Regions from separate parts of the Homo sapiens genome. Here region 1 is linked to region 2. The links are chromatin loops, found by intact Hi-C in ENCODE. Cell type or tissue: A673. All regions are shown on one strand. Each heading gives the region's core, and the rest is flanking DNA. Links, peaks and the distances in the headings are about the cores only.

Evidence for each region. A loop is a pair of places that touch in the nucleus more often than their neighbours do. Peaks named below come from ENCODE experiments on the same cell type or tissue, not always from the same donor. Only the 100,000 strongest peaks of a DNase experiment are listed, where the experiment ranks them.
Region 1: a loop joins it to region 2, with 1.8 times the contacts of the local background. A loop is called at or near these places in 1 of 110 quality-filtered maps.

What each region holds. Positions count from the first base shown.
Region 1 is chr9:124,003,645-124,006,562 of GRCh38, reverse strand. LHX2-AS1 (LHX2 antisense RNA 1) reads left to right here. Exons shown (of 2, transcript NR_135129.1): 2 at 1-286. Among named protein-coding and RNA genes, the nearest start is that of LHX2-AS1, 4.3 kb to the left of the region's middle. RefSeq lists an enhancer at 980-1,737. In A673, for the core only: no CTCF peak of the experiment used is centred there; no DNase peak of the experiment used is centred there; H3K27me3 peaks cover 2,500 bases.
Region 2 is chr9:123,862,037-123,864,954 of GRCh38, reverse strand. The region is part of intron 2 of DENND1A (DENN domain containing 1A); the gene reads left to right. Among named protein-coding and RNA genes, the nearest start is that of DENND1A, 67 kb to the left of the region's middle. RefSeq lists enhancers at 1,002-1,543, 1,544-2,086. In A673, for the core only: no CTCF peak of the experiment used is centred there; DNase peaks (open chromatin) are centred at 1,364 and 1,554; H3K27me3 peaks cover 1,190 bases.

The DNA of each region.
Region 1 (2,918 bases), core at 112-2,611, 140 kb before region 2:
GGAGGGAAATGAGGGGCTGCTGGCATGTGACATGTGTTTTAAGGTGTTTGGCAGTGTTTCTCAAAGTGGTGACAAAATGTTCAATTTTATTACAGGGAATTGGTAAAAGAAATATGAATACTAGGTCAGAGATTGTTCACCTCAGCAAAAGGATTTACCATTATTGATTAGGGTGCAGAAAGTATGTATCTAGGTCCTGCTTAAATCACATTGTCAACAATATAAATCTGTCAGATCAGATTTTTCTGAAAGAACAATTATAACAAAATACACTATAGCTAATTGCATCCCCTCACGGCTAATTTCCATGCAATGATGTAAATTTCCCTGGAAGCAAAACCAAAAAAGGTAAATGTTGCAAAAAGATGCCATTTTTTCCCCAACTGGTATAACTACAGTCATTTATTGACAATCATTTCTTTTTAATCTAGCCCAGAATGATATCCAGTACTAGTAGGGCCATTTTGCTAACCTGGTTGCTCTGCCAGCCTTTCAGGTTGAAGCACAAGAAAAACTAGCAACAAATTTCCTCACATAGGAAACCACATTTTGCTTAGAGGAGAATCCAAAAGATTTTGTATGGAAAAAGTGGGGACGGGGGAAGAGGAGGAAGCAGATGAACCCTTGACTGTCTGACAACTCATATTTCCATGCACTTGAGACTAAAAATTTTTCCTATCACAGCCTTCTTCATTCAAAGGCATCTCTGCCATCCTTCTCTGACAGCAGGACACCTCTAAACTCCATTTCTAAGCACAGGTTTCCCCATAAAGCTTTTATGAGCTTCCCATACGCTAACACCAATCGACTGGAGTGCCCAGCCAGCACTGACTGGAGTTGGGTTTGGTAAACATTTCTACATAACAAAAAAGGAGTTTTTAGCTAAAGATGCTGGACTTGGCTCCTCCTTGGGTTCTCAATCAGAGGACGAGGGTCTCTACCCACTTGCTGGAGCCACGCTTTACAGATCACCCCATGTCTAGCACACCCATTCAGCCCCAGCCTCTCTTTAGTCCAGGCTAAAGAATGTTGATTTGAGCTTCCCAGCCACTGGCACTATTTTACCATCACAAAGCATGCTAGGCTCCCAGCACAAAGTGCAACTTCCTAGGAAGTAAGACAATTCCTCTCCTAGAAGATGATGTAGGATGTGTTAGTTTTCCAAGGGGAACACTGAGGTTGCAGGGGAGGAAAAATGCCCAGTGTGACCACCATATCTCCCCCTACACTTTCAACAGGACCCCTCCCACACCCAAGTCCAACTTTCCACTGGTTTGATTAGCAAATCTCTCCTGCTTTTGGGAAGTTGGCATTGTCTCTTTAGGTGAGGAATGAGTCATTTCCCACACATGCTTCAGCTGAAGCCCAGTCCCTTGGCACCCCTCCCCAACATTTTTATTCTTCCATTAATTAAAACAACTAATGTCCCATTGATTATCTTTGCATGAATGAAAATCACTACAAGCCCTTGCAGGTATATGAGAAATTCTGTTTGCTTAAGTATTCACACTTTGATTTCCTATAGGCTAATTTTCTCAAGCATAAAGAAATTCAAACAAAACAAAACAAAAACAAAAACAAAATCTCCTGGCACTTTGCAATAAAATACAAATGCTAGTTGTAAAGAGCTTGTGCCGATCTCTTGCAGGAAGAAATGTTCAGATGGCCCTGTTTTAGTGCTGAGTTTTACTATCTGGTAATGGATTCTAGACAGTGAAGGCAAACATTGATAGGTCATCAGACTCAGGTTTTGAATTTCTGTTTGTGTTGAGTGAGATGAGCTCACCCAAATTTACTTTTAAGCTACCATGTCAGCCCTCGAAAGTAAAAAGGCAGGGGACAATCGACACTATTTAGAATTTCCCAGCTACTTGGCCATTTCAGCTTGCATCTCCATTTCTGGGGGCTGCCATAATTAGAGCGATCTATTTTGCATTTACTTCTCTTTGCAAGCACTACATTATTCACTCTTTCCTGTGCTTATTAAACAGTGCCACCTGCACCAAATTCAACAAAGCTCTTCCATCAGTCGGGCCCAGCGAAGGATCCCAGACCATATATTATCATTAATTGAAGCTCAGTTGAATTGTTGACGATAGAGTCAACAGCAAAAGCAACACATTTTCTAGGAGCTGTTTATAAAAATATTTTAAACAAAAAAAAATGCATTCTCCAAATCGTCATCTTTTACAAACTCATTTCATTCCTTCTGTACAGTAATTCAAGCAGCAATTAGCAAGTCTTTTAATTAATGAACTATTCCCTGTATGTCACCAAGGTGCCTGCAGCACAAATGTCCTCCTTCATAGGTACCAGCAGATGCAGTCGATAGTTTGTCCCCCAAAGCCTTAGAAGCTGACTACCTCGACAGCCCTAACACTAAAAAAAGGATGTGAAGAGCCAAAGGCAAGGCTGGAAAGCAGAGAACAATTTTCAGGAAAGTAGCCATGGAGAGTATGAATCCAGAGAAAGGGAAAGACAGGAGAAAGGGAACCAGCAGCAGAGGGGAGAGGCAGAATATGAATGTCTAAAGACATCCATGGCTAAAGAAAGGCACAGAAAGTTTCTGGCAAAGGTGGGATCATCTCTGAGCTTCAGCTACGTTATAAAGGTACCTTACATCCTAATGCTGATGATTTACACATTTTTAAGAGCCTCAAACCTCACTGTGGCTTGTTCTTTTAAAAGCTTCCTGCTTTGTTCAAAATACTGCTTATCTTTGGTATTGTCAACAGCTCTGCTCTGGGAGAGATTAATTAAGTGATAGGTCAGACACAATGAGGTGAAAGGGCATGTCCACCCAATCAGGACTGATTCATCCGTTTCTAGGTGGATCAACTTTTTTGAGGGATGCCAATTTTGGTTCAATTTCCAGGGGGTTTTATCAATAGGGATGCCTCAGCTCCTCTGGTGAGGGG
Region 2 (2,918 bases), core at 250-2,749:
GGCAAGGATCATTTACTTGGTTCACTGATGTGTCCCCAGCACCTAGAACAGTGACTGGAATGTAGTAGGCACTCAGTGTGTATTTGTTGGACCAATAAATGAGTTGACACAATTCCAACTGATTGCAGAGAACCTAGATATTTTGATTCATCTCCACAGTTTTATTGTTGATAAATATCTCATTTCCAGTAGGTTGAATGGCTACTCCATTTGCTGTATTGTTTTTTTAATGGAAATTCATGGGTAGGTCTAGGGGGAGGGCATTTATATTAGCGGCAGGAGTTCTGCTGCAGTTTTCTCTCCCGCGATTTTTCTGGAAGATGTTATTCTGCCTTTTCTATGAGCAGACGTGCTTAGGACGAAAAGTTTAAAGGAAGGCGCTCTCACATTCGTCTCCCTGGGCGAGGAATGCCTTTTCCTCCCCATTTACCAAGTGTCCATCAGACTTCCCACAGTACAATGAGGCATTTACCCCGGGCCTCGGCGTCAGCCTGTACTTTTTACATTTTAGGCTTTTTCTGCCACCCCTGGGAAACTGCCCTGTGGTCTGGAATCATGGGAATTTGTGTCACTAAAAGCTGTTTCCCCACCCTCTCCTCTAGCAGAAGCAGTGTGTGTATACAGCAGGAAGAGCTTTGGACTTGGGTTTTAATTATGGCTCTGCAACTAATAGTGATCTGACCTTGGGGAAATTATTCATCTTTTTTTGGTTGAATTTTCTCATTTGCAAATAAAACTTGGATAATGCTTATCTTTTAGAATTGCCATGAGGATTAAATAAAATACTAATCATAAAATAATTAACAGTGCCTGGTTAGTTTTCTTTCTTCTGTCACATCAAATCATTGTTTTCCACTCTTTTAGCTTCTTGGCACAAAAGGACAGCTATATTATTTTTCATAGTGTAGAGGACTATAGAGTCTTTGAAACTCTCGATAATGATTTTCTGTGTGTTTTTTTTTTTTGAGTGAAGCAATATGGAGTTTTGTTAATATATTTTCAATGACATGGAAACAGTCCTTTAAAAAAAAAATCTCATATATTTAATTTAAAACTTTTCCAGACTATGAACCTAAAGTCAGGATCTTCGGATATAGTTCTTGTGCCCATACTCAGCTTCCTATAGAGGACATAGCATGTTTAAGCTTTGGGGAGAGAGAGAAAAATATATGTGTGGTGAAAGAGATATTTTAGCCTGCTTTTGTAACTTTAGCTTTGCTATGCAATGTGCCAAAAGTTATTTCTCCCTAGGGAGTGCCTCTTTCAACAGTTTGCGAAGGCAGCATAAATTCTCACTTGGTGTTCAAGGAAGATGGTAATACAATTTAGTACAACCAAAGTTGTTTTTTTTTTTTTTAACTTGTTAGAAACCAAAATGTGATTGCAGTGGCAAATTTGTCAGCACACTCGAGTTTAACAAGTGTTCGAAGGATTAGTAAAGGAAATGTAGTTTACTCTGCAGCTTTTATGACAAAGAATTTAAAAGGTTTTGCTCTAAGCCCCACCATGTGTTTCTTCCTTTTCTCCAAAACATACCTTTAAGTTGAAAAGAGAGATGAATCTCTTAGGGAGAAACTATTAACTCTGAGGGAGTTTATCATTGTTTGAGAGGAAGCAGAGCATTTACATTTGAATCAACTCTGAGTGTAGCTTGTGCCCTAATCTCATTCCTTCTAGAAGTTGGTGAGGAGTTTAAGTACTTCCTACTTTGTGTTCTGGTCCTCATAGTGCCATCCTAATTTTCCTGGGGATCATACATTTCGTAATTCAAAGTAAGCAAACTGGACACGGTGCCTTGGTTATGCATGGAAATATTTTCTGTAGTTGTCAAAGTTCTCTAAGTAGGGCCATTGGCCAGAATTGTCTCATTGTCATCGCACTTATTACCATGCTAAAAATGCTATAAAAAAGACCAAATACTACAGAAAGTTTGAAAAAGAGATAAAATATAAGCACCTCCATCACAATCCTATTTTCAAGTTTTGAAGATTCCCATTTGATGTATTTGCAGTTGAGGTACAGTTTAAATGAGAGAAAGCAAGATCTTAATGTTGACCACAAACATTTTCATCAGTTTTTCATGGCTGCATCAGAGTTTTATAGTTTGATCAACTAGCTCCTGATTGTTATACATATAAATCAGCTCCTTTAAAATAAGACCAGTTAATACTACTCTCTTATTTGTGGACTTCTGTGGCCAAATCTTTGGTACTGCCTTTTTTCGGGGGTGAGGGGTGGTGGATGGGAAGGAAGGTAGAGGAACAGAGAGAGGCTGACTGTGCCAAAGATAAACTATGTTACAGATGGAAATGTTTTTTTCTAAGTCCAAAATCTATAAGAAACCTTAAAGTGAGCCATTTTCTGAGATCAAAAATGTGTAAACTTGTGTTAGTGTTTTGCTCTGTGGTGAATGAAAGCACCACTACTTTTTAAAAAGCCACATTTATGGATCTTTAGGTTCTTTTAATACTTGCTTCTATGTTTTACTTTTTAATTTTACTTGAAGAACATTCTTCTGATGGAGGATTTAGGTCATGTTAGCTCAAAGAAAATAGAAACCATCTACCTAAAGACTTGGTGGGAGAAATTCTTTGTATTTGCTCTCATATCTTGTTAGACAGCTGTGTTCCGGACTCAGGACTGGATTTTGCTTTTGTAGCAGCTGTGAGATCCTCACCTTACAAACATAAAATGTTCCTGCTAAAAGTTTATTTATGTGACTAGGGACCATCATTGAAACCCATCCCAAAGAAATGGAATGTATATAATATACTTTATGGGTGTCAGATGAAGAACTCTTGTTGGAGCTAGTGTTTAATTAAACCCAATGGCCTTTAAGAATTAAAAAAAAATTTTTTTTTATTAGGAATTAGTACGTTAGAGCTTGGAAGTAGCTTATGTTCATTCCTTAGCGGTTG